Regions from separate parts of the Homo sapiens genome. Here all the other regions are linked to region 2. Evidence: read pairs that join two places in POLR2A ChIA-PET (ENCODE). Cell type or tissue: CD4-positive, alpha-beta T cell. All regions are shown on one strand.

Region 1 (8,000 bases), 53 kb before region 2:
GTCCTTGGAACCAAGCATGCTGTGCACTGTGATTGTAGGACTGAACACTTGCACATTAAAAACTCCTCCTCATTTCCCGAGCACTTCTTGTGGGATGCTGCTGCGCATTTCGAAAGACAGTGTTTTTGCTATAATAGAAAGCTGTGTCCACCAGGGGTAGAAGGGAACACACGAGAGCAGGTCCAGAGAGAAAAAAGAATCAGAAGAGGCTGAACCTAGTATTGAGGCCTATGAAAATAAGATGCAGACATCATACTTGAGAAACTGTTAATGGAATAGAAAAGCTTGAAAACATAGTGAATACATTCAATTTTTTGGTCTCAGCACAAAATCACTGGAGAGAAAAATGTACGTAACAAGTGTGATGTGTTTGGTGCTACAGGGAAGGGATATAGAATAGTGATACTCTTAAGCATCATAGAAGCGATGGGAACATCAGGCCAATTACTGAGAAATTTCCTATTGACTGAAATCATGTGTGACAGTTTCAGAAATAATGATAGGCTCTCGTATATGTTGGTACGAGTTTACTGTAAAAATCAATAGCCCGACTTGGTGCTCAGGCTCTGTTTTCTCCTTCGGTGATATCGAAACTGACTTTCAGCCCTTTCATTGCACTTGTGACTCCGGGGGACACGTGCTGATTTCCTGGTTCTATCCTAACGGTGCCTGCCCTTTTCTGTTTACTCCATGTCAGTGCAGGCATTGATAAGAATTCTAGTCGGTGGGGTGGTGAAGACATCAAGAGACCTTAACCTGGGGTTTCCTTGCTGTATCTTAAACTTTTGACCACCATTCTTACATTTGCTGTGATCAGTTTGTAGTCTTTATGTGTAATACTTTTTCTCCCCACCTTCCTGGGGGGAAAATTCCACATGTAAAGGATTTGTCAAATTGGTGATAAGACCAAACAGCCTTAGGGGACATGAGAAGTCTTATGAGCATTGTAGACCTGCTGGTGAGCTAGGGGGTGTAGGCTGTGTGGGGTACTTTCTGTTCTTTACTTAGAGATTTGGTAGGGAAAGTTCTCTGGAATTTCAGCAGTTGTTCTGATGTCATGTGTAAATATTATCTTTCTGTGTTGCAGCTTGGGGCCAAGCTTTTCATGGAAACTGCTGAAAATTATTTAGTGGCATAGTAGTTGTTTTTGAAGTTGAAGACTTTATACCCAAATCCAGATGGACGAATCTTTCACTTTCTTGCTACAGATTTTGTGAAGAAGTGTTACTCAAACTTTAGGTGACATTAACACCATAAGTGTGTTAGGGGAAGAGCTGGGATAAAGGGATGGAGATGCTTTGAGCTGCTACAGTAGTTTGCACATTCTTACCTGTCTGACTCTATTTGCCATCACATATAGAATGTGGAGAATGACCAAGCAATCTTAAACTTTAATAATTGGGTTTACATAGGAAGGAAACAACAGGCAAATCTAATTGTAAAGCAGAGACATGCATTTAGTACATAGATAATTGGACCAATTTCAGAGACAGAAATGAAGGAAAAATGAGCCCCACAGGCTTGAGGGTCAAGCTAGGCTGTAAGACAGAAATTCACTCTGCATTTCTAGGAAGATGGCTTGTGGCTTTTACACAGGAGGACTCTGAAGAACCTGCTATATCAAGTGTCAGTTATGTGCAAGAAACGGGATTAGATACTGTGGATGAATAGGGAAGTTTACTAGTCCTTGACCACAGGGAGTTCACACATTAATACACATGAAAACAAAACTGCCAGGGTAAAGCCCAGTACATCCTAAATGCCAAGTGAATGATATACACAATAGCCAGTTGCTCAGTGGAAGAACCAGAAATTTGCCTGGGGAAGGTCTGTGTAGACTTGCTTCCATATCTGCACTGACTTTGGGGGTCAGGGGATCTCTTAAGGCTTTGAACAAACACGGTCCATCTTTCTTGGTGCCAGTTTTACTTAAGATTTGGAAGGAAGATTTTTATATTAAAATAAACTCTGCCAGGCACGGTGGCTCACGCCTGTTGTTATCGCAGCACTTTGGGAGGCTGAGGTGAGAGGATTGCTTGAGCCCAGGAGTTTGAGACCAGCCTAGGCAACATAGGGAGACCCCACCTCTGCGTTAAAAAAGAAAAAAAAAGATTAAAAAAATTAGCTGGGTGTAGTGGCACTCGTCCGTGGTTCCAGCTACTTGGAGGCTGAGGCAGGAGGATAGCTGATCACTGGAGGTCAAGGCTGCAGTGAGACATGATCACACCATTGCTCTCCAGCCTGGGCAACAGAGTGAGATCCTGTCTCTGATAGATAAATACATAAATAAAAACTCAAAAGCTGGAAGAGAGTGCTCAGTTTGCATACATCTTAAAAATAGATGACTAGTCCTCAATATTTTTCACACTTTGGGCAGGAAACTGGGAAGGCCCTAGGTCTCCAGTGCAGATCGTTCTCCTCTGTCAGTAATTTGGGGGCAAAGTTTGAAAAGCGCTGATGAGAGATTAGCAAGGGCTATCTCTGTGCCCTGTCTCTTCTTCTTTCCTTAATAACTGAGCGGGTTTAGTGAGGAGCAGTTATTTCTGTGACATAAATGGGTGTGCTAGAGATTCATGATTGGAAGTGATTAATAATTAACTGTGAAGAATTGGAGCACGACTTAAAGTACGTCGTGTTTAGAATTAGTTAATGGGAAGGACTGGGGACCCTTTCCCAGGGGTAATTGTAGCTTCTGCTTTTTCAATCAACGTCTTTGGATCCTTTACTTCCTGGAATTTATAGAGCAGCTGTTCAGTGTGTCTGCATTAAAGGAATGAGTAGGTGAAGTGACTTGCAGTCCTCCCTGGGAAGCCAGTTCTTTGTGTGTGTGATTTTGGGGAGGGGAAGTGGTTGTAGGGAGTATCCACTGGGGAGTAGCACTGCCCACACATTAACTTGAGCCACTTTCCGGCTCTGTGATCTGGGGCCTTGTTTCTGCATGTGTAGAATGGGGATGATACTGACTCTTCTAGGCTTGTGAGGATGGAGGTAATGTGAATAACCATTAGGGATTCAGCACCATCAGGGTGGTGGCTGTGGCGGCTGTCAGGGATAATGGTGCTGATATCATTGAGAAGGGGCGGGGTGGTTATTGCTCCAGGGAAAAGTCTGGGCCGTGGCCTTCCAGGCAGGACCGTTTCAAATGCGTGTCTCCTCTTGATGTTCTAGCTAGGAAGTGAGTCTACATTATAATCACTAGAACCATTGTACATTGCTATAGGAAAGGACACGTGCTGTTAAATACAGATAGACCTTATTTTGCACCAAATACATTCCTGAAAACTGTTCTTTTTACTTAGTTATTTTTTAAATTGGGGTACAATAGACGTAACATTAAATTTACCATTTTGACCATTTTTAAGTGTACAGTTGAGTGGCGTTAAGTATACCCATGTTACAGAGCAACTATCGCCACCATCCGTCTCCAGAAATCTTTTCATCTTGTAGAACTGAAACTGTGCCCATTGAACAATAACTCCTCATTCCTCCCTCCCGCTCAAGCCCGTAGCACCCACCCTTTTACTTCCGTCTCTGTGGATTTGACTACTCTGCGTGCTTCATAGGAGGGAGAATCATACGTTACTTGTCTTTTTAGGATTGGCTTCTTTCATTTAGCGTAATGTCTTCAAGATTTATCCATGTTGTTGCATGTGTTTTCTGTGTTTTTTTTTTTTTTTTGTTAACATCATGTTGTTATTACACAAGAAGTGCATGTTTATTTTACAGTTTTTCAACAGTATACAGAAGAATAAAAAGATTACATTATTCCCCTACCCAACATAACTTTTGTTATTTTGGTGTATGTGCTTCTACTGAGCCTGCAACTTAAAGCAGAATCGTTTAGAGTGAAATCTTACACGTGCTGCCCTGGGACCTCTGGTTTTCTTGGGTGTGAGAGGAACTGTTGAATGTAAATTTTCAAGAGAGTGAGAAATCAAGTGTGGGTCTGTGAGGCTGTGGTGAAGGAGCCGGAGGAGAAACGTGGAGTGGTGAAGTGGGAACCCTCAACCGCCATTTGTGAAATGGGACGTTCTCACCTTTGAAGCTTGAGCTTGTGGGTTTTGAGTTCCTGTTTTGTGCCCTTTTAATGTCAACTTTCTAAGTTCATAAGTTGGTAGGAAATAGGTGTCCTAACTTCCATTGTGTGCAGATAATAGGAGACTTAAATAAAAGGTGGGTGAGAAGCAGGGATGTTGCATGCCAAGCACTAGGGGAAGGAGGAGACCGGGATGGAAGTAAACGTGAAGGCAGTGCTGCGGGCAGAGGGACCGCCCTCTGGGCTCCCTGGGACTCGGTCTGTGTGGCTCTTCCAGGAAGCGTGACCCTTCCCCCTGCCTCATGCTATTTCTGCCAGAACGCTTTGGTGCCCTACCGAGCTCTCTCTTCTCGTTTGGCTCCACCCAGTAAGATGGAGTTCCTTAAGAGCAAGGTCCTTCAGTTATTTCTTATTTTTTATCCCCAGCACCTAGCTGGGTTCCCTCGCCCTAGCCAGTCTTTAATAAATGCTTCTTGGAATGAAAGAATGAGAGCCTGCCCAGAAGGTGGTCATTCCCATATCTCATCGTGTGCCACAGCCCATTTCATTTCTCACCTCACCTCCCCATCCCCATCCTTTGTGAAGTCCCCTTCCTGGAGGGCCTCCCCATCCTCCCACTATCACTGCCCACAGACTACTTTGAGCAATGGGTTGCTTGAAGCCCTGCCTTGAGTTACACTGGGTGATCTAGACCAGGCAGAGGAAATCCCCATTGCCTTTGCCTGGGCTACAGAGCTTGGGTTTTCCCTTAGTCCACTCTGATACATGGTAGTTAGACTTTATAGGACTTAAGGATGAGTAGGTTTTTGTGGCTTGGTTTGCTCACCTAATCATCAACGTACTGTGTTTCTTAGTTCTTAAAAAAAATAGTTTAAGGCCATAGGATTACCTGTATTTTTAACTTTTGTGCCCTTAGAATTTTATGTTAGAATAAAATCTGAAATATAGTTTCTTGTGACTATAATTCCCAAATGTTATGTCAGGCATTGGCAAGCCATGTTATTTAAAACTGCCAGAAGTATGTTGCCTTTTAAGTGGAAGTATTTGTGAAACGTATGAATTTCCTAGTATCCCTCTAGGCTGCTGTGTGTTGAATGGAATTCCTTCTATAAGACGTGAGATTAGGCAGTTTGCCTTAAGCTAGCAGAGGGGACTAGCTATTCATTTTAGGAATGAATGGAGGCCAGAGAGAAGCATAATAAGCCAAAACTTAAAATTCAGAAGGGAAATAGCACTACATTGTTTAGGAGGAAACTAAATCTGTGGCATAAGTCTGAAGGTAAGACTTGGTAAAAAGAAGGGGAAGTCTTTGAGGAAGAAGAATTGAGGCTTTAGAAAATGCAAAGGCTGACATTTGCAGAGCTGGTCGGCTAGTTGTTTTGAAGAGGGTGCTAATGGGAAGCACTCAGGAGGTTGTGTGCTTCTAATTGGCCTCAAGTTTTATAGTTGAATTTTCATGGATCGTTATCATATTATTATTGATGGGATTATGGAGAAAAGTCTGCGGTTAGTGTTAAAAGAAAATTAAAATATTTCCAAATCAAGGCCACACCCAGAAAAGATCTCACCTTTACTCCTGCAGTCAGGCTGATAGATTACATAGCAAGTTGTATTTTGTTTTGTACCCCATACTCAGGGTGATACCCAAGGTTTTACCTAATCAGAGGAGGCCTCAGCCTTCCATAAAGGGAGCATGTTCTGTTTGATTATCAGCCCTGCCCTTACTTCATGACATAGTTTTCTCATTAGAAAATTCATGTTTATTGTAGGAAGATTAAGTAACTCAGAAAAGAACAAAGAGAATAAAAGTCGTCATCACCCAATCTCCTGGCTGAGAACTGATTTACCAGCACGTCTCACTTTAGGTTTTCTGTCTTTCCCATGTTTCACTTCTGTTTTTTTTTTTTTTTTTTTTCCTGTCTTAGCTGCAAAGTCTAGTGGGGAATTTGGCCCCTGGCTGCTCTGGATTGCCATTCTCAGAGCTTTGCATTCTCAGGAGTTCCCTTCCAGGGCATGTAGCCCAAGGACTCTGATGGACCTGCCCTAGGTCTCTCAGCAGAAGGAGGGGCAGCAGCTAAGTTGTGTGTGTCGGTTGAGGCCATAAGCGAGGGCTACTCCCTGCTGGCAGTCCAGGTCTTCTCCCACAACACTTTGTAAATTTTAAAAAGGCCAAAAAGAAAAATAGTTGCTAATATCAAGGACACAGATATATGTTTTAATGACTGACATTGTTTGCAGGTAAATATGTCAAAGGGAGAGTTATATTTTTATGAGCTTTATGTGTGTCTTATTTTGAAGACAGTTTATACAATAATGATGCATGCTTTTTATTTTAAGGGACTTTGTAAAGAAGATAAGCTTGTCTAATAGTGCATGGGATTGCTTGGTAGGAGGCCTAGGTTTGTTTCTTAGCTCAGCTGTTTAACCAGATCCTTGACTTTGGGCAAGCACCCCTCTGGGTTTCCATTTCGTGGCCTGGAGGAGGAGAAATTTAGACCCTGTGGTCTATTAAGGTTACTTCCAACATAAAACTCCCATGTTATGGGTTGAAGCCTGATTTTATCACTTTATGTTATTTAGAGGATTTGTAGCTGTGTCATAGATTTTGTGCAGTGTCGCCATTGCTGTGATTTATTTGGTGCCTTTGGCCAGGATGTAACCCTTCAATTACAGTGTAGTTCCCATGGGAAGGTATGATATTGGCTTCATGTTGTGGGTTCTAGGAATGTTCCATGGAGGTAAAGCAGGGGCTATCTCTGTAAGTAGTTTCATTGGATGGCTCGTGTTTTAGGACCACACTGCTGTTTGGCTAGTGAAGCATACGTAATGATGCTGAGTGTAATAGCACACTGTCCAGGTATTTGACAGGCATTTCTCTCTGGTTTATGGGTTGATGCGACTTGATACATAATGATTATTCTCCTTCTTTCCAATGTGTTTGAGTGGTGCACACAAATCAGGCATATATTGGAAAGTTTTAGGATTTTTTAAAAGGATTTTTCCGTTTTTAAAAACTTGAAATAGTGATTGTGATAGTACCTCTAGAGCCAGTGCCTGTTCTTTCATCACAGGTTTAACAGCCTCATAAGTAAATCCTTTTCCTTTCAGTTTCTTTTTTTTTGAGACTGGATCTCACTCTGTCACCCAGGCTGGAGTGCAGTGGCGCTATCTCGGCTCACTGCAACCTCTGCCTCCAAGGTTCAGGCGATTTTCGTGCCTCAGCCTCCCAGGTAGCTGGGGTTACAGGTGCACGCCACCACACCTGGCTAATTTTTGTATTTTTAATAGAGACAGGGTTTCACCACATTGACCAGGCTGGTCTCGAGCTCCTGACCTCAAGTGATCAGCCTGCCTGGGCCTCCCAAAGTGCTGGGATTACAGGCGTGAGCCACCGTGCCCAGCCCTTTTTCTTTCAGTTTCTTAATTTCTTTTTATTACTCTTGCTGCCTAAGTCTAACTGATTCTTCTCATTTGTTAGTGGGTTTCCCACTTAAATCTTCTCTGTATCAGTGTTTTTCAAATATTAAGGCGCACAGGAATCATCGAGGGATCTTGTTAGCTTGGAGATGCTGATTAAGTAGGTCTGTGGTGGGGCCTGCGATTCCACATTCCTTTATTTTTTATTTTTATTTTTTTTTTGAGATGGAGTCTCGCTCTGTCGCCAGGCTAGAGTGAGTTGGCACGATCTCGGCTCACTGCAGCCTCTGCCTCCCGGGTTCAAGTGATTCTCCTGCCTCAGCCTCCCAAGTAGTTGGGACTACAGGCACGCACTACTGCACCCAGCTGATTTTTTTGTATTTTTAGTAGAGATGGGGTTTCACCATGTTGGCCAGGATGGTCTTGATCTCTTGATCTCATGATCCGCCCACCTCGGTCTCCCAAAGTACTGGGATTACAGGCGTGAGCCACCACACCCAGCCTGCTACTCCACTTTTCTAACAGACTCCCAGGCGATGCGATGCTG
Region 2 (8,000 bases):
TCAAGTTCTGGGTCTACTAAAAACATCTATAGTTCAAACAAATCTTTTTTCTGTTTGTTGCGTTGCATAATCTTACATAAGAGATACTCTCCTGTCAGCCCAGTATCCCAGTCAGGCCCAGGCTCGGTTTATCTTGTCCTGCCTGGTTCTCCTTTAATGGTTTCCTCTTTGCTGTGCCTTCTTTTGATTGAGTCCTAAATGCCATAAACTTCTCAAGCATATTCCCTCAGGGCACAAGCAGTAATTGTATCTCCATTGAAAAATGCACTGAGCATTCCACACTCACCTTCCTGGTTTCCTTTCACCTGTCCAGGTTTGTGTAAGGCTTGGTGTAGCCGCCTCAGTCTTTGATGGTAGAGCTCCTTAATTGTTTACTATGGGGGATTTAAGTGTATTTCTTCACAGTTCCTAGAACTCAATCATGGTTTCTTAATTATTTTTATTTTTACTTTTGTTTTAAGACAGGGTCTTGCTCTGTTGCCCAAGCTAGAATGCAGTGGTGCAGTTACAGTTATTACAACCTTGGCCTCCCGAGCTCAGGTGATCCTCCCTCCTCAGCCTCCTGAGTAGCTGGGACTACAGGCATGTACCACCATGCCCAGCTAAGTTTTATATTTTTTTGTGGAGACAGGGTTTCACCATGTTGCCCAGGCTGGTTTCAAACTCCTGAGCTCAAGTGATCCACCTGCCTCGGTCTACCAAAGTGCTAGGATGACAGGTGTGAGCCACCATGACTGGCCTATTTTTTGAGGAACAATTCCAGTCTGCTGAGATCTTGCCTGTCTTCCTTTATTAGAGTCTTTTAAAAGCTCCATTTAGCACAGATATATTTCATTTTGAATACCTGCACAATGAGATCTCAAAGTATCTCCACTTCTCTTTTTATATCTGTTTAACCTGACTTTCTAGATGTTGTTTTCTTTTTTTTTTCCTTTTTAGTTGGCATGTAATAATTGTACTTAGGTATGGGATAGAGAGTGCTGTTTTGATACTGTATACAATGTGTAACGATCCACTCAGGGTAATTAGCGTATTATCACCTCAGACATTTATCATTTCATTATGTTGTGAACATTCAAAATCCTCCCTTCTGGCTTTATTGTAGTCAACTGCAGTCACCCTGTAGTGCTGTAGAACACCAGAACTCATTCTGTCTGTCTAGCTGTAACTTTGTGTTGGTTACCCAGCAAGGTTTGGTTATTTCTTTTTTGTTTTGTTTTGTTTTTTGAGACAGAGTTTCGCTCTTGTTGCCCAGGCTGGTGTGCAGTGGCGTGATCTCGGCTCACTGCAACCTCTGCCTCCCGGGTTCAAGTGATTCCCTTGCCTCAGCCTCCCAAGTAGCTGGGATTACAGGTGCCCATGACCACGCCCAGCTAATTTTTGTAATTTTAGTAGAGATGGGGTTTCACCATGTTGGTCAGGCTGGTCTTGAACTCCTGAACTCAGGTAATCCACCTGCCTCAGCCTCCCAAAGTGCTGGTATTTCAGGCATGAGCCACCGCACCCGGCCCAGTTTGGTTATTTTAAACCATTTCAGCTGTGTCTAGCTCTTGCCTTCCCCTTTCCCTATATATATGGGGTAAAATATACTTAACACAAAATTTACCATTTTCACCATTTGTATGCGTACAGTTCACTGGCAGTAAGTACATTCACAGTGTTGTACAGTCATCACCTCCATCCATCTCCAGGACCCTTTCATCACCCCAAGGGGAAACTCCATACCCATTAAACACCTTCCCTCAGCCACCATTATTCTCCCTGGCAACCACTATTCTACTTTCTGTCTCTATGAATTGGACTATTCTAGGTCCCTCATAGAAGTGGGATTATACAGTATTTGTCCCTTTGTGTTTGGTTTATTTCATTTTGCATAATGTCTTCAAGGTTCTCCCATGTTATATAGCATGTATCAGAATTTTATTCCTTTTTAAGGCTGAATAATTTTCTGTTGCACATATATATCATGTTTTGTTTATCCACCTTGTGGCATTTATGAGTAGTCTTGCCATGAAGATGGGTGTATAAGTATCTGAGTCCCTGCTGTCACTTTTGAGTGTATGCCTAGAAATGGAATTGGTAATTCTGTTCAAGTTTTTTGAGGAACCACCACAGCGTCCTTTCTTTTATAGCCTAATTCTCGCCACAGCGATGCCTGCTTAAGTATAAGCTGTGCCCATGCTACTCAAGGTCAAGCGACGGCAGCCTGCATCACAAAGCTTAAACTTTTGCCGAGCCTGGATCTTGTTTCAGGGCCTGTGCCAGACATGCAGGGCCTACTTGTCATTTGTTTGAGGCCCAGCATCATCCAATTGTATAAAAATAGTTACTTGCCTTTGGACAGAGCCAACATACGCTGCCTGACCTATCAAGGTGAAAATCCCACATGGCTCTGCTGAAGCTGCCAGCCCAGGTTGTAATAGTTAAAAGCTAGTTATCCAGGTGTAAAAACCAAGGTGTTGCCCAACACAGATGACTTCCACTTGGCCAAACCAAAAGTTTAGATAGTACAGGGGTTATCTTAGTCTCCCAATTGTTTTTTGTCTGTCTTTCAGGGTTTCTGGCACATTTCAGGGAGTGGGAGGTAGTGTCCAGTAAATGACACTTCTTTTTTTCTTGAGTTCTGTTCCAATCATGAAATAAAAAGAACTTGAAGTGTTTTAGGGGAAAAAAAATCTCTTAGAAACCAAAGGAGTGTGGTAAAGAGTTATCTTCTAAAAGCTTTAATGTGGGAAAAATGCTTCCCCCAAGCATCTAAATTATTTGTTGTGGAATTTTATTAAATAAATGCATTAATTGTGAATGAGCAAATCAATATAATCTCCCCTTTGAGGCCTACTGTGTACCCAGTGGTTTGCATATGTATCTCATTTAGCACCCATCATATTGCTGTGAATTCAATAACTTGATTTCATAGAAGAGGAAGCTGAGTCTTAGAGTGGGTGGGGAATGTCCCCAGGCTTTTATGGCTGGGGTTTGATCTCAAATCTGTGTTGGCTAAGCACTTGGCCACACTGCCTTTTCTAAAATGATGTGGATAAGGAAAAATGCTATCCATATGCAGTAGCCTCTTTTTTCCTCAAAGCAAACTAATTTCAGCCACTTCCTAGGTTTTTGCAAATGTTTGCATGAGTGGGTCTGGCAGTATAGTTAGATTTTGTTTTAGTGGTTAATATCTGAGGAATAAAAGGGTAGTGGTGGTGGTGGTGGGGGTTGAAACACAATTGCTATTTAATATCAGGGAAAAATAGCTGTACAGTACTTATTAATAACTCAGCTGAGCCTGCTGTTATGCAGGAAACACTAAATTAGGAGTGTGGTTATAGAATCTGAGTGTTATGTGGAAGGCACCCAAGATAGCTCTCATTTTATACAAGATCATTTGCCATGTGCATAATACTGTGTGTGGGGGCCACCTGCTGGAGCAGTCAGATGGCTTATACAGAATCAGTGTTCCAGATGCATATGTTGGCATAAGAGATTTACTTTTTCTTGTCTTTTTGAGATGGACTCTGTTACCCAGGCTGGAGTGCAATGGTGCAGTTGCAGCTCCGCCTCCCGGGTTCAAGCAATTCCCCAGCTTCAGCCTCCCGAGAAGCTGAGATTACAGGCGTGTGCCACCATGCCCAGCAAATTTTTGTATTTTTACTAGAGACAGGGTTTCACCATGTTGGACAGGCTGGTCTCAAATTCTTGACCTCGAGTGATCCGCCCTCCTTGGCCTCCCAAAGTGCCGAGATTACAGGTGTGAGCCACTGCGCCCGGCCGAGATTTACTTTTATAATGACTTCTAATATTTAGCATTCAAAATTGTGAAAGGGGAGAAAGATGTCTGAGAAATACAGAATCTAAGATTGGGATTTGTCTAAGTAATTCTTTCATATTTCATAAGTTGTAGTCCTTAAATAAAAAGGTTTCATGTGGTTATTACCAGGAACATCAAGCCTCTTGTTCATTCTGTCTGGATTAATATAGATTCTCAAATATATTTATTTATTAGGCTGTGCTTTACTCTTGTTGATAAGACATCAGAATGACTTAATACTTTAAGTCTGTTATTTCCTTTCCTGTTTAATTGCACACAGTCCCCCCAAATCACACCCTTCTTGTGGCCCAGGGCACCAGCAATTCCTTAGCAAGTGAAGGGAGATGATTCCTTTCTCTCTAGTATCCAGTTCCCTAAATTCATACTTCTTCACCACAAAACTGTGGAAATACATGACATACAAAAGGAGTTTTAACATTTCTATTTTCTTGACCTTTGCATTTTATCTTGGTATGGTTTTCTAATATATATCCCTGTGTTGATGGATTTTTAGGCCTTTAGGTACCTAGGAGAAACAGATTTGATCTATTTTAATTTGTTAAAAAAGTACTGACTGCAGTTGAAAAACCTGATTTTTTTTTCTGTTTTTCTACTACCTAGCCCCAAGATCTTTGATAAGTCTCTTAACCCCTCCAAGCCACAATTTCCCCCATCTTCTAAAAGGGGATAATACTTTATATGAAATAATATGAAATATATAAACTATATTAATACTTTCAATGAAGACTACTTAAGAAAAAGTTGTTTATAGAGTTACTTTTTCTTTTTTCTATAAAATATCTGATCTGATTTGTTAAAGGAGTATGGGAGGTTTCAAAACTAGAGAATTACGTTTTTATTTGTTTTTCCTGTCTAATCAGCCCAGGCTCACTCTGGATGAGGGCGTGTCCTGTTGTCACACAGTGTGCTCAGTTGGGGACAGTTGGGGAACTTGTAACCCTAGTATGTGGTTGCCCCCTGGCTAACATTTTGGTTAGAGTTTCTTTTTTATCAAGTTAATATTGCTATTGTTTTGTTCTTTTTTTTTTTTTGAGATGAAGTCTCACGCTGTTGCCCAGGTTGGAGTGCAGTGGCCCGATCTCGGCTCACTGCAAGCTCTGCCTCCCAGGTTCACGCCATTCTCCTGCCTCAGCCTCCCGAGTAGCTGGGACTACAGGCGCCCGCCACCATGCCCGGCTGATTTTTTGTATTTTTTAGTAGAGACAGGGTTTCACCATGTTAGCCAGGATGGTCTTGATCTCCTGACCTCGTGATCTGCCTGCCTCGGCCTCCCAGAGTGCTGGGATTACAGGCGTTGGCCACCGCGCCCGGCCCAATTGTTTTGTTCTTTTGAGAAAGATATGGACTTGAAACTTTTTCTTTTAGAAAAATTAGCATACTTCTGAAGGGCAGTTTGGAGGTGCTAGAACTCCCCCTTGTGGGATTCTGAAATATGTCCTACAACAAAAGAAACAAAATAGTGATTTTTAAAATGCCTCTCGCTAATAGAAGAATCTTAATTAAAATGGCAAGTTATAAATATATCCGTCCAGAGATTTACTAAGAATGACAAAATATTAGGCTTTAAATCATAGCAAATTACTCTGCGAAATAGGGTTGTTAATTGTGTCAAAAACTGTTAATATGAGTGTGAACTTTTAACATCTTTTCATTTGAAGAAATATTGTAGGGTAGAGAATTGCCTTGTCAGGTTAAGACCTTAACATAGTTAAATTGTTGTAGATTTCTTAAAAAAAAAAAAAAAACTTATAAATGTGTACTTTAAAAGTGTGTTAATATGATTTTTTTCTTTAAACATTTTTTGAAAGTTTCAGATCAGAAATACACACTGTTAGGTTTTTATTCTTTTATTTTGTAGGCACCGTTTACTATTTTCTGTTTCTTGCCCTTTTCAAGCTTCTCTTGCCCTTTTCAAGCTGATTCCCTAGCATCTGTGGCTGTATGCCCACCTCTATCCACTCATCAGCTGTTTATTGAGTGCTGATGAAGTGATAGGCATTGTGCATTCGAAGCACGAGATGCTTAGAATCTCCTGGCGTAGGTAGACCTTGACCATGTTGTTGTGAGAAGTGTTACAAAAGGTCAGGTAGAAGTTGCTGTGGTGTCTGAGAGGGTATTTAAGCCAGGACATGAAGCATAAATCAGATTTAGCTAGGTGGAGAGGTGGGTGGGTTGGAGGAGTGGGTGCAAGGCAAAGGGACAGAAAATTCAAAGGTGTTGAGGCAAGCAGAGCAGAAACGAGACCAGTGAGGTTGGAGCATGCGCAGGGAGGTCGAGACTAGGCAGGTGCCGGAGTTTTATAGCGACAGCAGAGGATTTGGGACTTTTGCCAAGTGAGAAGTCTTTGAAGAGTTTTAAGCAAATAGTGGCATGACCAGATTTGTATATGGGTAAATTCACTCTTGGTGCAGTGTGGAGAATGGAGTGGAAAGGGCAGAGGTGGATGCAGGGAGACTAAGAGGAAGTTACTGCACCATCATTTTTTTGTGTAGTTTTGTGGTGTTAGAGTATTTATTTTGACTTTGTAGGCTGTACAGTCTCTGTTGCAAGTACTCAACTCTGCTATCATAGCACGAAGGCAATAGTAGACAGTCCATAAAGGAACGGGCATGGCTGTGTTCCAATAAAACTTTGCTGACAAAAATAAGCAGCAAACTGGATTTAACCTGTGGGCATAGTTTGCTAACCCCTGATATCTGGGGTATTTATTAAGAAAGAGGAGAAGTGAGTGGGTTTAAGGGCTCATGAAGGAGGTACAATCAGTATGACTTGGTTATGGATTTGTTTGAGGAGAGTATGAGAAGCTGAAGTGAAAGGGGTTTTCAGGTTTCTGGCTTAAACAACTGGATAAATAATGATAGGGTTGATGAATAATGGTGCTAAGATGAGGCACACAGCAAAGGTGGCCAGGTTGGGGTGTGTGAAGATTCAGGTGGATGCCCAGTCACTGGTTGGACATATAGGTATGGAGAGGACTAAGCTAGGGGAATCGATGTGGGAGGGTTCAGCATGCCAACAAGCTCCCCTGGGAGAGAGTGAAGAGGGCATAGGCAGCATCCAGCATAACTCAGTGTCTGATGGTTAAAGGAGCAACAGCTGGCAGAGGAACCAGAGAGAAAGAAAAACCGAGAGGGACAAGTGGTTCAGGCTGTAACAGGACAGGGGGCTGGTGGCAGCAGGGAGAGTGGTGAACAAAAGGAGAAGTTTCTGTTGGATTTGGCCGTGTGAGGATCATTTGTAACCTTAGTTAAAGCAGTTTCAGAGCTGGGCATGGTAGTGCACGCTTGTAGTCCCAGCTACTCAGGAGGCTGAGGTGGGAGGATCGCTTGAGGCCAGGAGTTTGAGGCTGCATTGCGCTATGATTGTGCCTGTGAATTGCCACTGTGCTTCAGCCTGGGCAGTATAACAAGTATTTTATTTTTTTTTGAGACGGAGTTTCACTCTTGTCACCCAGGCTGGAGTGCAATGGCATGATCTCAGCTCACTGAAACCTCCACCTCCTGGGTTCAAGTGATTCTCCTGCCTCAGCCTCCCAAGTAGCTGGGACTACAGGTGTGCGCCACTATGCCCAGCTAGTTTTTTTTTTTTTTTTTTGACGGAGTCTCGTTCTGTCGCCCAGGCTGGAGTGCAGTGGCGCGATCTCGGCACACTGCAAGCTCTGCCTCTCAGGTTCACGCCATTCTCCTGCCTCAGCCTCCCGAGTAGCTGGGACTACAGGCACCCGCCACCACACCCAGCTAATTTTTTGTATTTTTAGTAGAGACGGGGTTTCACCATGTTATCCAGGATGGTCTTGATCTCCTGACCCCGTGATCCACCCGCCTCGGCCTCCCAAAGTGCTGAGATTACAGGCGTGAGCCACAATGCCTGGCCATTTTTTTTTGTATTTTTAGTAGAGACGGGGTTTCACCATTTTGGCCAGGCTAGTCTCCAACTGCTGACCTCAGATGATCCACCCACCTCGGCCTCCCAAAGTGCTGGGATTACAGGCATGAGCCACTGCACCCAGCCTAACAAGTCTCTTTTAATTTTAAAGATAAATTTTAAAAATTAAAAATCAGTTTCAGAAAGTGGGCTTTTTCTGTTTGATGTTGGGATTTGTTCATAGACAAATTTAAAAATCTAGTTCTTCAGGCTGGTGTATTGGTGCACACCTGTAATCCTAGCACTTTGG
Region 3 (8,000 bases), 140 kb before region 2:
ACCTCCCCAGTTCAAGCAATTCTCCTGCCTCAGCCTCCCTAGTAGCTGGGATTACAGGCATGCACCACCATGCCCAGCTAATTTTGTATTTTTAGTAGAGACAGGGTTTCTCCATGTTGAAGCTGGTCTCGAACTCCTGACCTCAGGTGATCTGCCCACCTCGGCCTCCCAAAGTGCTGGGATTACAGGCGTGAGCCACTGTGCTTGGCCCACCCTCTCTTTTTAGATCAGTTTCTCTAAGAGAGAGAGAAGATAAAAAGCAGAATTAAGCAGAGCATTCATTCTTTTTCCACTCACTTGTCAAAGCCAGCTCTCAAGAAGGGTTGGATGTAAGCATTATTTAATATATTACTGTAAAGCTTAAGAAGAAATCTCTCCTGGAGTATTTGCCTTGTTCTAAGGGATAGTTGTAACTTTTTGAGAACTATGGAAATTAAACAAGCTGAAACTTTTTTTTTCTACAAAAGAGATTCTTGGAACACCAGAGCTTCTCCAGTCACTTTTGAAATGCCTACTTTATACCATTCACAAAGAGGAATGGCAAGGTCTGAGTCCGAAAGATAATCGGTCTTGGTGCAGAAACAGAAATCGAATTGGTAGTGCATGTCAATAAGCACTGTAATAAAGATTTTCAGAGGATACTGGGGAGGTCAGGAGAAAGACAGCAACTGTCCAGGGGCATCTTAATTTGCCTTGCAGAGGAAGAGATCCACCATCAGGGCTGAGCTTTAAGGGTACAGTGTTCACAAAGCATCACGTTCTCCATAAACGTGTATGATTATTATTTGTCAATTAAATTTTCTTTAAAAGGTAAAGTGTTTTCCTGTAGTAGGGTAGAAGAGTACAAGAAAGATCAGATATTCTATGAGGTGATAATTTGAGGATTCTTTCAGGAAGTAAGAGTGTGATGAATATTGGTACTTTCATTCATTCTTTCACTCAATGAGTATTTACTGGGCACTTAGTAGGTGTTGGAGGTTACAATGGTGATCAAATTCTCATGAAGATTGTGGCCTAGTTTGGAAGACATTGGACAAAAATCTATAAATAGCACTTGTAATATGTGCCCTGATGGGAAAAGCAGGGTGCTAGAACAGAGTTTAACTGAGGATTGGAGTGGCATGGGATCGGAGGAAGTTCAGAGAAGAAAATGACATTTAAACCGAGACCTAAAGCTTTATGGAGGCAGAGGGAACAGCATCTGTGAACATTTCCCATGGGAAAAACCTGACTTTGAAAGGACAGAAAAGTCAGAGCCCTGTGCACAGAAAAAGGAGTAGGTTGTAGGGAGATCCGGAGAATTAGACGCATCCTTCAAGGCTTGTAGGAACTGCCACAGATTTTGGACTTTGTACATAATGGGAAACCATTGAGTGGTTTAGGATCTGTATTTTTAAAATCACCCTGGGCTGGACGTAGTGGCTCACGCCTGTAATCCCAACACTTTGGGAGGCCAAGGTGGGCGGACCACTTGAGGCCAGGAGTTCAAAACCAGCCTGGCCAACATGGCGAAACCTTGTCTCTACTAAAAATACAAAAATCAGCTGGGTATGGTGGCATACGCCCATAATCCCAGCTACTCAGGAGGCTGATGCACGAGAATCACTTCAACCCGGGAAAGCAGAGGTTGCAGTGAGCCGAGATCGTGCTGCCGTACTCCAGTCTCGGTGACAAAGTGAGACTCCATGTCAAAAAGAAAAAATAAATAAATAAATAAATAATTAAGTCCAGCCGCCGTGGTTTACACCTGTAATCCCAGCACTTTGGGAGGCCAAGGCAGGCAGATCACAAGGTCAAGAGACTGAGACCATCCTGGCCAACATGATGAAACCCCGTCTCTACTAAAAATGCCAAAATTAGCTGGGCGTGGTAGCACGCGCCTGTAGTCCCAGCTACTTGAGAGGCTGAGGCAGGAGAATCACTTAAACCCAGGGGGCAGAGGTTGCAGTGAGCCAAGATCATGCCACTGCACTCCAGCCTGGGTGACAGAGCAAGACTGCGTCTCAAAAAAACAAAACAAAACAAAACACAGAAAATGCAAGCCAGGCATAGTGGTTCACACCTGTAATCCCAGCACTTTAGGAGGCTGAGGCAGGAGGATTGCTTGAGCCCAGGAGTTCGAGACCAGCCTTGGCAACATAATAAAACCCTGTCTTTACAAAAAAAAAAAAAAAAAATTAGCTGAGCATGGTAGCATGGGCTTGTAGTCCCAGCTACTGGGGGTGCTGAGGAAGGAGGGTCACTTGAGCCCAAGAGGTTGAGGCTGTGGTGACCAAGAACCTGTCTCGAACAAGCAAGCAAAAAAGAAAAACAAAGTGCAGAAATAAACTTTAGTGTAGCATGTCCAGGCAATTCTACACACTTTGGAATAGCGGGGTGTGAATGAATGAGGGTTAACCATGCCACCACCCTATAATGAAAAGATACAGGAGGGGTGGGTTTTCAGTCCAAGTCAGAGTCATTTAAACAGAGTCAACTGAGATGAGGCTTAGAAGCTCATGTAGGGGATAGGTTTGGAATTTTTTTTTTTTTTTTTTTGAGACAGAGTCTCACTGTATCACCTAGGCTGGAGTTCAGTGGTATGATGTTGACTCACTGCAACCTCCACTTCCTGGGTTCAGGCGATTCTCCTGCCTTGGCCTCCTGAGTAGCTGGTACTACAAGGGCATACCACTACACCTGGCTAATTTTGTATTTTTTGGTAGAGAAGGGGTTTTACATGTTGGCCAGGCTGGTCTCAAACTCCTGACCTTAGATGATCTGCATACCTCGGCCTCCCAAAGTGCTGGAATTTTTTTATGTTTTTATTTTTATTTATTTTTATTTTTTTGAGCCAGCATCTCACTCTTTCACCCAGGCTGGAATGCTGTGGCACTGGCATGGCTCACTGCAGCCTCCAACTCCTGGGCTCAAGGGATCCTTCCACCTCAGCCTCCCAAGTACATAGGACTACAGGCCAGCTGCACCATGCCTGGCTAATTAAAAAAAAAAAAATTATAGAGACAGAATCTCACTAGGTTGACCGGGCTGGTCTTGAACTCCTGGCCTCAAGCAATTCTCCTGACTCAGCCTCCTGGGTAGCTGGGATTACAGGTATGAGCCACAGGATTGGAATTTTTGACAGGAATTTTTGAAGGCCCTAATGAGGTTTTTGGCTTCAGAGGTAACTTACGCAATAAAGCTCTATTTCATTTTTACTTTTCGAAAAGCCACCGTTGAGGTGAAATGGGGACCCGTAGCTCCAGAGAAACAGCGGGAGGCACAACCTCCTCTGTGAAATTCCTCTGTGAGTAGCCAGAGAGCGCCAGAGAACTCTGGTGGTGGAGAGCAAATGAAAGCAGCCAGAAGGGAAACCGGAAATTCTCGCCCAAGGTCTGTGGTGTGAAAAAGTGCCAAGAATGACCAATGAGAACTGCAAATATGAAGAGTAATACTGAAAGTAGAGCATTGTGTTTGGTATAAAGACAGCCTGCCAATGCCTTTTTTGAAATGGAACTCAAGACATGAAGACAGCCAAGCATGGCGTGCCTGTAGTCCCAGCTACTTGGGAGGTTGAGGTAGGAGGACTGCTTGAGCCCAGGAGTTTGAGGCCACCTTGGGCAACACAGTGAGATCTTGCCTCTAAAAAATAAACAAATGAAAAATAAAGATGTGAAGGCAGAGAAAGTAGCAGTAGCAGGTAGACAAACCCAGGAGAGGTGTCGGGGAGAAATGAAAGGGAAATGACAGGGAAGGAAGAGGAGAAAGCATTACTCCCACGTGGGGATTTCTTATGGGAGGGGAAGTGAAAACCACAGAAATTGAAAGAGGAACTTGGGGACCAGAAGGCTTTATTTCCCAGTGTGCTCCCCAACACCCCTTCCCCAAAAGAAACCATCATGTTTGGGGAAAGGTACAAAGGAAATGTCCTATTTGTGCTTAGACTCTGATTTTGAGACTGGGTAAGTTGCCCTTTCCTTGATAGGGGATTGCCTAGGTTGAAACGGTAGGAGGGAGTGTTCCCAGAGTGGAATGCAGCCCGACTGTGTTCAGAAGAAGCATGAAGGTCCCATTCTACTTTGATACTAATACTTGAAAAAGGAGAAAAAATTACAAACTGCCGCTTTTTATGTGGTATTCATGAGGGAAGGAAAGGGGGTGGGAAAGCAGGAGGAAAGCACCATGTAAATCAAGTCTTCCAAGAACTTATTTTATCAAGCATTTAATCAGCTCTTGCTCAAGGCTAATCATAAAAATAAACTGCGCATTTTTACCTGCTGCAGGCAGCTTGCAAACTGCAGGTGTGTTTCAAGAAAGCCACTGTCAAGTCCCCAGTTGCAATTCAAAAGATATTAACTAAGAGCTAAACCAAATTATGGGTCTTACATTATGTTATAAGAACCAGACATAAATTACCACCCAGTTAAAATATCTAGAAATGAGCCAGCAAATGAACTGTCACCAGATGAAGGCCTACACTTTAAAAAAATGTTTTACTTTGTGGTTAAATATATATGAGTAAAATCTACCATTTTAACCATTTTTAAGTGTGCGGTTCAATGGCATCAAGTACATTCACATTGTGCAGCCATCCCACCATCCATCTCCACAACTATTTTCCTCTTCCCAAACTGAAACTCTGTACCCATTAACAATAACTCCCCATTCCCCCCTCTCCCCAGCCCGTGGCAACCACCATTCTACTTTCTGTCACATGAACTGACTACTGTAGGTACCTCGAATGATTGGAATCATACAGAATTTGGCCCTTGTGATTATTCAATAATGCATAATGTTCACCCATGATGTAGCAGGTGTCAGAATTTCCTTTTTTAGGCTGAATGCGCCTACACTTTTTAAAGGGAGACATGATATTAAAAATCATTTTCTAAAAAAATTGCATATCCACATCATTTTTTTAAAACTGCCACAGCACGGCCGGGCACGGTGGCTCACACCTGTAATCCCAGCACTTTGGGAGGCCGAGGCAGGCAGATCACGAGGTCAGGAGTTTGAGACCAGCCTAGCCAACATGGCGAAACCCCGTCTCTACTAAAAATACAAAAAAAAAAAAAAATCAGCTGGGCTTGGTGGCGGGCTCCTGTAATCCCAGCTACTTGGGAGGCTGAGGCAGGACAATCGCTTGAACCCAGGAAGGTGGAGGTTGCAGTGAGCCGAGATCGCGCCACTTGCACTCCAGCCTGTGTGACAAGAGCAAGACTCCATCTCAAAAAAACAAAACAAAACAAAAAAACTGCCACAGCATTGAATAGGCTTTTTAGCATTCATTAGGTTGCAAAAGGAGGCTGGAGCTGGGCTTCAAGGTAGCATTGTTCAAAGTCCTCTTACTTTCTAGGGTGGGATTTTTGTTGTTGTTGTTGTTGTTGTGTTTCCTTTTGTTTTGTTTTTTGAGAGGGAGTCTCACTCTTGTCGTCCAGGCTGGAGTGCAGTGGTGCGATCTCGGCTCACTGCAACCTCCTCCTCCCGGGTTCAAGCTTCTCCTGCCTCAGCCCCCTGAGTAGCTGGGATTACAAGCGCCCGCCACCACACTCGGCTAATTTTTGTACTTTTAGTAAAGACAGGGTTTCGCCATGTTGGCCAGGATGGTCTCGAACTCCTGACCTCAGGTGATCCGCCCACCTTGGCCTTCCAAAGTGCTGGGATTACAGGCGTGAGCCACCGCTCCCGGCCTGTTGTTTTTTAGAGAGGGCTCTCCCTGTGTCGCCCAGGCAAGAGTGCAGTGGCTATTCACAGGTGCAATCACGGCGCACGGCAGCCTGGAACTCCTGGCCTCAAGTGATCCTCCTGCGTCAGCCTCCAAAGTAGCTGAGACTACAGGTGTGTGCCACTGCACCCAGTTTAGGGTGAGTTATTCTTAATCTCACAGGCAAGAGACCAAATTTAGACACTTCCCTCAGTTAGTGGATGAAACTGAGCATTCAACTAAATCCTCTATCCCTTTGATCCCCGTTTCCCTCCCCTCTCCGAACCTTTACCCCCACAATGGTTTTCTGTTTGGAATACACGGTAACAAAACTAGGAGGAGGCATGCGTCTGTGCTTTCAAGTGGAATTTACCATTACAATAAAGTTATCACCATTGGAAGATATCAATTTGACATCCATGGCCTCGGGGCCTCCTCAGCCACCACAGGGTTTCTCCTCTCCATACACTGTTCTTATGAAATTCTGCTTTGCTTCCCCCAAAACTTCAGTAGTTTCTCATCAGCCCCGCAGTCACTGTAGCCAGGTCCCTGCCTAACATTTTATTTTATTTTGTTTTGTTTTATTTATTTATTTATTTATTTTTGAGACAGAGTCTAACTCTGTCGCCCAGGCTGGAGTGCAGTGGCGCGATCTTGGCTCACTGCAACCTCAGTCTGCTGGACTCAAGCAGTCCTCTCAAATGGAATTCTTTAGACAGGAATTCCTCTCCTGGACCCAAATTTTGAACACTTTTATTGTGTGTGTTGAACTGGGTTCTGGTCTTTAGAGAAAGAGAAACAGATTAATAACTTTCTTCCTCTCGGCTCTATCCTTAATCTCAAAAGTCTGTGACTTTTACTAAAATAACATTCTCCTCGCCATAATGGCGTCTTTTGACCTTATTCCCCCAAACCAAAATTTTCTCCCTCCCTCCCTTCCTTCTTTCTCTTTCTCTCTTTCTCTCTTTCCTTCTTTCGAGACAGAGTCCCACTCTGTCACTCAGACTGGAGTGCAGTGGTGCAATCTTGGTTCACTGCAACCTTCGCCTCCTGGGTTCAAGCAATTCTCCTGCCTCAGCCTCCTGAGTAGCTGCGACTACAGGTGCCCGCCACCACACCTGGCTAATTTTTGTATTTTTGGTAGAGATGGGGTTTCACGATATTGACCAGGCTAGTCTCGAACTGCTGACCTCAAGTGATCCTTCTGCCTCAGTCTCCCAAAGTGCTGGGAATACAGGCTTGGGCCATGGCGCTCGGCCACAAAATGTCCTTTTGCTGCAGGGCACCTGCTGTAATGGCAGCTGGGGAGGCTGCATGATCAGTCTCACCTTGGTTTTTAAATGATCAGCTGGCCCTGAAAATAGTTTCCAAAACTCATTGAGCTATGAAATTTCTGTTAAACACAGCAACCAGGCATCACCAAGATTTATCAATAACACAGTGGCCCATCTAGTAATGCCCAGAGCAGGAACCTAAGAAAATATCAGCATATACTTACAGCCAATACACAGATCTGTCTCCCATGGATATAACTCAGAAATTACAAAAGGGAAATAGTAGACACTATAGTTTTTAAGCCTTTTAATTTTTTTTTTTTTTTTTTTTTTTGAGATGGCATCTTGCTCTGCTGTTGCCCAGGCTGGAATGCAGTGGCTTGATCATAGCTCACTGCATCCTTGAACTCCTGGGCTCAAGGGATCCCTCCGACCTCAGCTTCCTGAGTAGCTGGGACTACAGGTGTGGGCCACTATGCCTGGCTAATTTATTTTTTATTTTTGTAGTGACAGGGTCTCATTTTGCTGCCCAGGCTGGTCTCGAACTCCTGGCTTCAAACAACCTTCCTGCCTTGGCCTCCCAAAGTACTGAGATTATAGGTGTGTGCTACCACACCCAGTTCCTTTTTAATTTTTAAAAGATTTTAGATTTTTTTTTTTGAGGCAATCCTTTCACATTTCTCACAACTCATCGTGAGTTGTTTTAATGTAAAGTTATTTTCCAGCAGATTGAAACAGTGAAGACCTCTGTATTCCAGGAGGGCAAGTGTTCTGCCTCTTCAAGATAGCTGAAGGAAAGGAAACTGTATAGCTCCCTGCAGTTTAAAAGTTAGTTGCGCACTGATTGCTTCATGAATAAAGCTGGAAGATCTAAGTTTGGGAGTGAAGGAAAGAGGATCTGCGGCCGGGCGCGGTGGCTCACGCCTGTAATCCCAGCACTTTGGGAGGCCGAGGCGGGCGGATCACAAGGTCAGAAGATCGAGACCACAGTGAAACCTCGTCTCTACTAAAAATACAAAAAAAAAAAAAAAAAAAAAAAAATT

The links. ChIA-PET counts read pairs that join two places held together with the same protein. Peaks named below come from ENCODE experiments on the same cell type or tissue, not always from the same donor. Only the 100,000 strongest peaks of a DNase experiment are listed, where the experiment ranks them.
Region 1: POLR2A ChIA-PET joins it to region 2 with 19 read pairs; 8 of 35 experiments call an interaction of 5 or more read pairs at or near these places.
Region 3: POLR2A ChIA-PET joins it to region 2 with 30 read pairs; 11 of 35 experiments call an interaction of 5 or more read pairs at or near these places.

The regions. Positions count from the first base shown.
Region 1 is chr4:153,518,201-153,526,200 of GRCh38, forward strand. The region is part of intron 3 of TMEM131L (transmembrane 131 like); the gene reads left to right. Among named protein-coding and RNA genes, the nearest start is that of TMEM131L, 56 kb to the left of the region's middle. RefSeq lists enhancers at 2,794-3,295, 4,579-4,628, 4,802-5,642. In CD4-positive, alpha-beta T cell, no CTCF peak of the experiment used is centred here; DNase peaks (open chromatin) are centred at 3,481, 4,021, 4,261, 4,741 and 1 weaker place; H3K4me3 peaks cover 2,827 bases; H3K27ac peaks cover 6,645 bases.
Region 2 is chr4:153,571,121-153,579,120 of GRCh38, forward strand. All of the region lies in intron 7 of TMEM131L (transmembrane 131 like), which reads left to right. Among named protein-coding and RNA genes, the nearest start is that of TMEM131L, 110 kb to the left of the region's middle. In CD4-positive, alpha-beta T cell, CTCF peaks have their summits at 3,448 (motif pointing left), 3,647, 5,246 (motif pointing left) and 5,455; DNase peaks (open chromatin) are centred at 2,951, 3,411 and 5,231; H3K27ac peaks cover 1,336 bases.
Region 3 is chr4:153,429,949-153,437,948 of GRCh38, forward strand. No RefSeq gene overlaps it. Among named protein-coding and RNA genes, the nearest start is that of TMEM131L, 32 kb to the right of the region's middle. RefSeq lists an enhancer at 3,211-3,400. In CD4-positive, alpha-beta T cell, a CTCF peak has its summit at 3,285; DNase peaks (open chromatin) are centred at 3,323 and 3,763; H3K4me3 peaks cover 1,131 bases; H3K27ac peaks cover 832 bases.